Regions from separate parts of the Homo sapiens genome. Here region 2 is linked to region 1. Evidence: read pairs that join two places in POLR2A ChIA-PET (ENCODE). Cell type or tissue: CD4-positive, alpha-beta T cell. All regions are shown on one strand. Links, peaks and the distances in the headings refer to the core of each region. The heading gives the core; the rest is flanking DNA. Region 1 overlaps LOC100130987 (a long non-coding RNA gene). Region 2 overlaps GRK2 (G protein-coupled receptor kinase 2).

Region 1 (4,380 bases), core at 61-4,060:
TTGAAGGTTTAAGGAGCTAATTTACCAAGAAACTAAAGTCAACACAGGAAAGAAGCAAGTTTCTGAACTGGTCTAGAAACAGAAGAAAACTACAACAGTGCCAGCTTGAGGCCAATTTGGGTTACTGCCACCTCTGGGACTCAAGAGATTCTCAAAATGATTCCTGGTTTTCCACGCAGTTTATCCACCTGAGTCTATCCACCTGAGTCCTAAGCTAGAAAACCATAACTTTGTGCTAGTCATGGCAGATGCAAATGATTAGAACCCCAGGCCCTAAGCCCCAAGAGCTCACTGTAGTAGGGAGACAGAAAACAGACGCGCAAGTATACTTCAAACAATGCTGCAAGACAGGCATGGGCCTGGCCTATGACAACCTTCAGCTGAGTATGTAAGGACGAGTAGGGGTGCCCTCCAGGTGAACAAGTGATGGTAGACCATGTGTTGGCATCTGAGATCTGAGTCCTTCTTAAGCCCAACTTTGGTCCTTTGTCTCTTGAAGGAAAAGGCATCTCCTAGGAGCTCCCTCTGGGATGTGAGCCTCCATCCTGACCTCGTGGATGCCCCTTCACCTCACCTAGAGGCGCCAATGGTTCCTATGCCTGCAGGCCCTGCCCTTGACTGCAGGATGTTTTTCACTCTGTGCAGCCTTCCCTGAAGAGAGTTAAGGATTTCCCCTCTGCTTCCCACGGTAACCTGTTTCTGTTTTATTACAGCATGTCACATTGCCACAACAATACGCTTCATTGTTTTCAGTGCTAGAGAATATTTTATCTCTGCTGGTGTATACCTAACACAAGGTTGGCTACATAGTAAGCGCTCAAAGCTGGCTGAGGTTGGTCATAGTGGCTTACCCCTGTAATCCTAGCACTTTGGGAGGCTGAGGAAAGAGGATCACTTGAGCCCAGGAGTTTGAGACCAGCCTGGGCAACAAAGGGGTATCCTGTCTCTACAAAAAACAAAAAAAAACTAAAAATTAGCTCGGTGTGGCACACGCCTGTGGCCCCAGATAGTGGGGCTGAGGCAGGAGGATCACTTGAGCCCATGAAGTTGAAATGCAGTGAGCCATATTCCCACTACAGCACTCCAGCCTGAGCAACACAGCAAGACCCTGTGTAAAAAAAAAAAAAAAAAAAAAAAAAAAGCTGACCAAATCGTCCCACTTCACTCACATCTACTTTTTTTTTTGAAACAAACTCTTGCTCTATCCCCCAGGCTGGAGTGCAGTGGCATAATCTTGGCTCACAGCAACCTCTGCCTCCCAGGTTCAAGGGATTCTCTTGCCTCAGCCTCCCGAGTAGCTGGGATTACAGGCAGGCACCACCATGCCCAGCTAATTTTATATTTTTAGTAGAGACGGGGTATCACCATGTTGACCAGACTGGGCTCGAACTCCTGACCTCAGGTGATCTGCCCACGTCGGCCTCCCAAAGTGCTGGGATTACAGGTGTGAGCCACTGTGCCCAGCCTACTCACACGTACTTTTTGATCCTGTCTAGCCCGTGAGAATCATTTGTGTGAGAGTTGTAAATGCAACTCTTTGGGCTCTAAGTCACTTCTCCATAGGAGTTGTGTGGCCTTGATGGCAGGAGCCATCTTCTCCTAAGGCCTTCTCAGTGAGGAAGGCATCAAAGCTGTCAACTGCAGAAGCAGGCCCTTTTCGTTTCCTGTTTTGAAGCCTGTGCCTCCAGTGGGCTGGCCATGGAGTGCTTAGCTGAGGTCCTCTGAGGTGCAGAGTAGAGACAGTCATCATTGCAGTGAGCCATCCAGCCCACCTCTCCACATGCTCTCGGGAGAATGGCTGGCCAGGATCTGACTATTCTAGTTCTGCAATGCTGGAGTATACACTTGTACAACTCCAAGGACACTAATTTGGCATTATATATCAAAATTATAAATGCACCTATCCTTTTCAGTCTATATCTAGAAATTTATCCTACAGATACGTTGGTATATGTAAAATAACATATGTAAGGTTATTTATTATAAAACTCTTTGTAATAGCAAAGAACATAAATAGCCTAAAAGTCTGTCATCCATAAGAGACTGGGCCAGGTGCGGTGGTTCACACCTGTAATCCCAAATATTTGGGGGGCCAAGGTGGGAGGTTGCTTGAGGCCAAGGGTTCAAGTCCAGCCCAGGTAACATAGCAAAATCTTGTCTCTACAAAAACTGTTAAAAATTAGCCCACTGTGGCGGCTTGCACCTGTGGTTCCAGCTACTCGGGAGGCTGACGTTGGGGAGGACCCCTTGAGCCTGGTAGGTTGAGGCTGTAATGAGGTGTGACTGTACCACTGTACTCCAGCCTAGGTGACAGAGCAAGACTCTGTCTCCAAAAAAAAATAAGGGCCAAGTGCAGTGGCTCATGCCTATAATCCCAGCATGTTGGGAGGCCAAGGCAGGAGGATTGCTTAAGCTCAAGAGAATTTGAGACCAGTCTGGGGCAACAGAGTGAAACACCATCTCTATGTGGAAAAAAAAAAAATTAATTAATTCTCGTTATGTTGCCCAGGATGGTCTTGAACTCCTGGACTCAAGCAATCTTCCTGCCTCAGCCTCCCAAAGTGCTGGGATTACTGGCATGAGCCACCATGCCTGGCCAAGTTCATTCACTTTTGTTGCTGAATAATATTCCATTGTGTATTGGCCGGGCACAGTGGCTCACACCTGTAATCCCAGCACTTTGGGAAGCCAAGGCGGGCAGATCATGAGGTCAGGAGTTCAAGACCAGCCTGACCACCATGGGGAAACCCCGTCTCTACTAAAAATACAAAAAAAATTAACCAGGTGTGGTGACGCGCGCTTGTAATTCCAGCTACTCAGGAGGCTGAGGCAGGAAAATTGCTTGAACCTTTGAGGCAGAGGTTGCAGTGAGCCGAGATCGTGCCACCACACTCTAGCCTGGATGACAGAGCAAGACTCCGTCTCAAAAAAAAAAAAAAAAAAAAAAATCCATTGTGTGAATATACTAAAATGTATTTATCCCATTTATCAGCTGATGAACATTTGGGTTGTTTCCAGTTTTAGACTCTGATGGATGGAGCTGTTATAAACATTCATGTACAAGTCTTTGTGTGGGCAGGTTTTCATTTTTTCTTGGCTATATGCCAAAGAATCATATTGCTACATTATATATCATATATATATATTTGACTTTAGAGTAAACTGCCAGTCTGTTTTCCGAAGTGGTTCTACCATTTTATTTTTTTGAGATGGAGTATTGCTCTGTCACCCAGGCTGGAGTGCAATGGCACAATCAAAGTTTACTGCAGCCTCAAACTTTTGGGCTTAAGCAATCCTCCCACCTCAGCCTCCAGAGTAGCTGGTACTGGAGGTGTGAGCTGCTGTGTCTGGCCATGCTCTATTGTTTTCTTTGCTGTGCAGAAGCTTTTTGTTTGATGTAATCCCATTGGTCTACTTTTGCTTTGGTTGCCTGTGCTTTTGAGGTCCTATCTCAAAAATCCTTGCCTAGGTCAATGTCAGGAAGCATTTCTCCTGTGTTTTCTTCTAGTAGTTTTATAGTTTGAGGTCTTATATTTAAGTCTTTAATCCATTTTGAGTTAATTTTTGTCATTCTTCTGAATGTGGATATCCAGTTTTCCCAGCACCACTTATTGAAGAGACCATCTTTTCCCCAATGTATATTCTTGGCACCTTTACTGAAAATCAGTTGTGTGAATTTATTTCTGGGTTATCTATACTGTTCCACTGGTCTATGTGTATGTTTTTATGACTGTACCATGCTGTTTTGGTTACTATAGCTTTGTAGTATATTTTGAACTCAGGTAGTATGATGCCTCCAGCTTTGTTATTTTTGCTTAGGATTGCTTTGGCTATTTGGGGTCTTTAGTGGTTCCAGATAAAATTTTTGGAATTTTTTTTTTTTTTGAGACAGAGTCTCGCTTTGTCACCCTAGCTGGAGTGCAGTGGGGCGATCTTGGATCACTGCAACCTCTGCCTCCCAGGTTCAAGGGATTCTCCTGCCTCAGCCTCCCGAGTAGCTGGGATTTCAGGCGCGTGCCACCACACCTGGCTAATTTTTGTATTTTTAGTAGAGATGGGGTTTCACCACGTTGGCCAGGCTGGTCTCAAAATTCTTGACCTCAAGCAATCCACCTGCCTTCCTCGGCCTCCCAACGTGCTGGGATCATAGGCGTGAGCCACTGCACCCGGCCAGAATTTTTTTCATAATAGTATCTTTAGAAGAACGAAAGTTTTAAAATGTGTGTGTGTGTGCGTGTGTGTCTGTGTGTGTGATGGAGTTTTGCTCTTGTTGCCTAGGCTGGAGTGCAATGGCGTGATCTTGGCTCACCTGGAACCTCCGCCTCCTGGGTTTAGGCGATTCTCCTACCTCAGCCTCCCACGTAGCTGGGATTACAGGCA
Region 2 (4,380 bases), core at 1-4,000, 63 kb after region 1:
GACCTGCACCCACCATCGTCAGCGTCATGCGGTCGATCTCATGCTTGTCTTTGGTCTTGTGCTGCCGGAAGGGGCTGTGCCTGGGCAAGAAAGGCCAAAAACCAATGTCAAAGGACAGGAATGGGGAAAGGGAGGCAGGCAGCATGGATGAGCTGTGGCCAAAGTCAGGGACGGTGCCAACCCTACCACCAAGGCAGCTATGGGCTCCCCTCCTTTGGCATCCCACCTGGATTGGGGAGGAACTTCTCTTAGCCCCAACCCACCTGCCCACCTGGGATGGGCCACTCACCCCCGCAGCAACTTGAAGAGCATGCACCCCAGAGAGAACCAGTCGGCACTGCTGTCGTAGGCCACGCCCTTCTGCAGGACCTCCGGAGCCATGTACCCGTGGGTGCCCCTGTGGGAGCAAGGGGGCCATAAGCGGGAGTGGCAAGGGGTGGGGAGGGAGAGGGTGGGGGGCACTCACACGCTGGCATGGGGCTTCTTCTTGGAGAAGTCACAGGCCAGGCCCAGGTCCGAGATCCGCACGTGGCCATGCTCGTCCAGAAGGATGTTGGCTGGCTGTGAAGGAAGCCCAGTGAGCTGCCTGGGGCAGCTCAGGATGGGGCCCAGCCAGGCAAGATGCCAGCTGGGTCACTGCTTCACTGGAGAGGACGATGGGTACCCAAAGAAAGGGCAAAGGTGGGGGTCCTCTCTCCTGTCCCCAGCTACAACCTGGACCCAGAGAGTGGCTCGGTGGGAAGGGCAGGGGCGGAGATGGGAAGATACGGGGCGGCCATGTCCCAGGAGCCCCACTCCTCTGGGCCTGGTGGCCGGGATGTCGAGAGGAAGGAGAGGACAGCCACGGAGGTCCAGCCTGGGGACAGCAGGGGCGCTCACCTTCAGGTCCCGGTAGACCACGAAGCGGTTGTGCATGTGCTCCAGGCCCAGGATGATCTCGGCCGCATAGAAGCGCATGTCAGCCTCTGAGAAGACCCCGTGCTGGGAGAGGTGGTAGTGCAGGTCCCCACCTGAGGGAGGCAGTCCCACAGGCAGCACTCAGTGTCTTGCCCCAGCCTCCCGTGCCTGGGCCCGGCCCACCCTAGGGCCCGGCCAGCACTCACCGTTCATGAGGTCCAGGATGAAGCTGAGCTTGTCTGGCGTGTGGAACGCGTATGACATGCAGACAATGAATGGGCAGTCCTAGGAGGGGAGAGGAGGGGAGGGGGCGGGCAGTTAGCAGGGGCGCCCGGGGTTCCAGAGCCTCAGCGGCAGCCCGGCCCACCCAGCTCACCCCAGTGCTGACGAGCGAGAGCATGATGCGCTCGTTCAGGGCCAGGGTCTCCCCCTGCTTCATCTTGATGCGCTTTTTGTCCAGGCACTTCATGGCGTACCTACGGGGCAGAGGTCGGCAGTCAACACCCACCCTCAGAGCAGGGGCCCAGGGCTGCCTCAGGGGGCGCTTGAGGGAAAGACTAGACCCAGGACCAGCGTGTGACACAAATCAGAGACAGGGAGGGCTGGGGCCAGAGGAGCCTGCGGGGGTAACAGCACGGCAAGACAGGAGTGCATGGAGCAGCAGGTGGCCCTGTGTGGAACCCGGCCTGTCAGGGTCCCCCAGGAGCCCGGCTCCCCGAGGTATCCCACCGCGCCGAGCAGGGTGCTCACATCTTGCCTGTGTCAGCCTTCCGGCACCCATAGACCTCGCCAAAGCCCCCGCGCCCAATGATGCGATGCACGCTGAAGTCATTCATGGTCAGCTGAGGGGCAGCGACAGCTGCGGTCACCACAGGCTGCCTCTGCCCAGCCCTGGGGCAGAGGCACCTGGGCAGCAGGGGCTGGCCCCATGCCAGGGTCCCCATACCCATGTCCTGGCCATCCTTGCCACATATTTACCTGCTCCGGCCTCCCCATGCTGGGATCCCGGCCCTGACCCCCATAGCCACGGCCCTGGGGGCTAAAGGACAGACATCCCCTGACCTCCCCCTCCCAGCCAAGCCACAGGCCCAGCTCCCGGGAGAGGAGCAGCAGGGTGCGTGGCTTTCCATGCCCCACCCAAGCCCACTCACGTGGATGTTGAGCTCCACATTCTTCCACTGGCAAAACCGTGTGAACTTATCGCTGGAAAAGAAGAATCAGGGCTCAGGGGCCACTCAGAATGTGGGAAGGATGATGCTGTCGTGAGCCTCCCCACCCAGCCGCCACTCCCTGGGGTCCCGTGAGGGTAGGTGTGGAAACATCACGAGCGTTAATGTCCTCTTCCAGGAAGGATATGTTGAGGGCCTGCCCGCCCACAGCACCAGTCAGGGCTGCTTGGGTGCCCAGCATGGCCCTCGGCCACCTGGCCGTGGCTTCCTGCTGGAATCAGATCCGCACAGAAAGGAGGTCTTCCAGTCTAACCCAGACTTCCTGCTACCATATCCTTGACAAGTACGTCTCCTGTCCCTGCTTGCATACCCCCAGTGACACAGAGCTCACTCCATGGCTGGGCAGCAGTGACCCTAAAACAGCTGCTCCCTAAAGCTGGCTGAAATCTACCTACAATTCCCACCCACCGCGCCAACTCTGGCTGTGAGGGTCACGGGGGCCATGCGCTCTACTGGGCCTACCCCTACCAGGACTCTGATGCTTCTCAGTCCAGGTGGGCCAGCAAGGTGCTATACAGCCCACGGGAGAGAAAGAGGCACAGGTGGCACAGCTCTCCTAGCTCCCTGGAGCTAGGAGACTGCCTGGGATGGGCTTTGAGCTGCCTGGTGCTGAGGAGGGCAGGGTGGGAGATGACCTGCAGCCTGTCTGACTTCTCAGGAGTCCTTGCAAGGGGGCCGCTGACGGGCCAGCCACCTGCCTGCTCAGGGCCTAATGAAGGCTGGCTTCTGCCCTCCACGCCAGCCATACCCCTTCTGAGAGCGGCCCCTCCCTCCCCCTTCCTCTCCCACACTTCCCTGCTCTCACCTCTCAATGAATTTCTGGAACACGTCCCCTCGGAGGTTTTGACAAATCTCTTCGATGTATGGCTAAGGGAGGAAGCTGGAAGTTGGTGACTGAGCCCCGAGAGACCGTGGTTGCCCAGGCCCCACCCCTGGCTGACCAGGCTTGTTGACCAGGGGCTGTCCAAGGTGACCTTGCCTGGGGAGGGACCGGGAGGCACACACCTGGAAGAGATCCGGAGGCACCTGCTTCTTCCCCAGGTGGCCTTGGACATGCTCAGTGGCACTCTTCGAGAAGGGCTGGGGAAGACAGAGGTGGCCATGAATTCTCAGCAGGGTCCTCTCTTCCCCTCCCAATCTGCAGGTGACTCTGGGCCAGCACACAGGGCCAGCTGAGGACACTCACATGCGAGCAGGCCAGCAGCTCCTTCATGATGTATGAGTCGAAGATCTCCCGGCTGCGGGCCACACGCTCCTCCTCCGTCTCCAGCTTCTCGTACTTCTTGATCTGGAGGACAGGATTCCTGCAGGTCATCTAGAGCCCAGCAGGGAATGGGGATGCCCACACCAGGCAGCTTGTGGGTTCCACAAAGCCGCCCCAACCTCCTCCCCTTTCTCCAGGCAGAGCAGGGCTTGGGCCTCTGGGTCTCACCTCCTCATAGAATTCCACCAAGGGCCTGGCCTCCTCCAGGTGGTTCAGGCAGAAGTCTCGGAAGAGCAGGTACCCTGAAGGCAACAGTGTAAGGTCACAGAGCCACGCCTCTCTCAGAGGCCTTCCCATCATTGTGGATGGTGTGGGTTGGGCTCCCTGGGCAGAACTGGCTATGGAGGTGGCAAAGGTGGTCTCGGCCCCAGGCAAGGGGTGGGCCAGGCAGCTGCTAAGGCTGCTGCCAACGTGAAGATTCCTGGATTCTGGGTTGGGGCCCCTGTGTTTCTACCCTCTTCCTGAAATCTGTTTCCCCAGGTGGTAGCTGGACGGCGATGGGCACCAGGGTGAGGCAGAGGAGCGGGGTTGGCTCTGGCATCAGGGAGCCCTGGCTTAGCACCTGGGCCCCCACTCACTGCAGCCCAGGGCCCTGCGCCTGCTCTGTGAGGCCGATACCCCCCACCGGGGCGGGCTGTGCAGGTGCAACACGATTCAGTCTGGGGGCCCTGGGATGCTGTGGCCACCGGGGCCAGGTCAGGCTGCAGCATGGGGAAAAGGTTAGCAGGGGGCTCTGAGGCCACACCACTCCTCTGGACCCTGCCCCACTCCAGTGTCTGGCTGATTTGCACAGCAGCCTGAGAAACAGGCAGGGAGGGTGGGTCCAGTTGGGGAAACTAGGGCTCAGGGAGCTGGTCAGACACACTGTCTGTGGCAGAGGCTCAAGTGGAACTCAGGGCTACTCCACCAAATGGCAGGTCCCTGGGAAAGAGGTTGGGGCTGGGGCCTCAGGGCAGGGGGCATGGAACGGGTGTAAGCCACAGGGAACTG

The links. ChIA-PET counts read pairs that join two places held together with the same protein. Peaks named below come from ENCODE experiments on the same cell type or tissue, not always from the same donor. Only the 100,000 strongest peaks of a DNase experiment are listed, where the experiment ranks them.
Region 2: POLR2A ChIA-PET joins it to region 1 with 5 read pairs; 16 of 35 experiments call an interaction of 5 or more read pairs at or near these places.

What each region holds. Positions count from the first base shown.
Region 1 is chr11:67,341,754-67,346,133 of GRCh38, reverse strand. All of the region lies in intron 2 of LOC100130987 (a long non-coding RNA gene), which reads right to left. Among named protein-coding and RNA genes, the nearest start is that of POLD4, 9.6 kb to the left of the region's middle. In CD4-positive, alpha-beta T cell, for the core only: a CTCF peak has its summit at 115; DNase peaks (open chromatin) are centred at 103 and 1,672; H3K27ac peaks cover 1,321 bases.
Region 2 is chr11:67,278,452-67,282,831 of GRCh38, reverse strand. GRK2 (G protein-coupled receptor kinase 2) reads right to left here. Exons shown (of 21, transcript NM_001619.5): 3 at 3,559-3,632; 4 at 3,313-3,414; 5 at 3,132-3,206; 6 at 2,932-2,993; 7 at 2,049-2,100; 8 at 1,648-1,739; 9 at 1,274-1,373; 10 at 1,104-1,182; 11 at 880-1,010; 12 at 467-561; 13 at 290-397; 14 at 14-80. Among named protein-coding and RNA genes, the nearest start is that of ANKRD13D, 8.7 kb to the left of the region's middle. In CD4-positive, alpha-beta T cell, for the core only: no CTCF peak of the experiment used is centred there; no DNase peak of the experiment used is centred there; H3K4me3 peaks cover 209 bases; H3K27ac peaks cover 3,985 bases.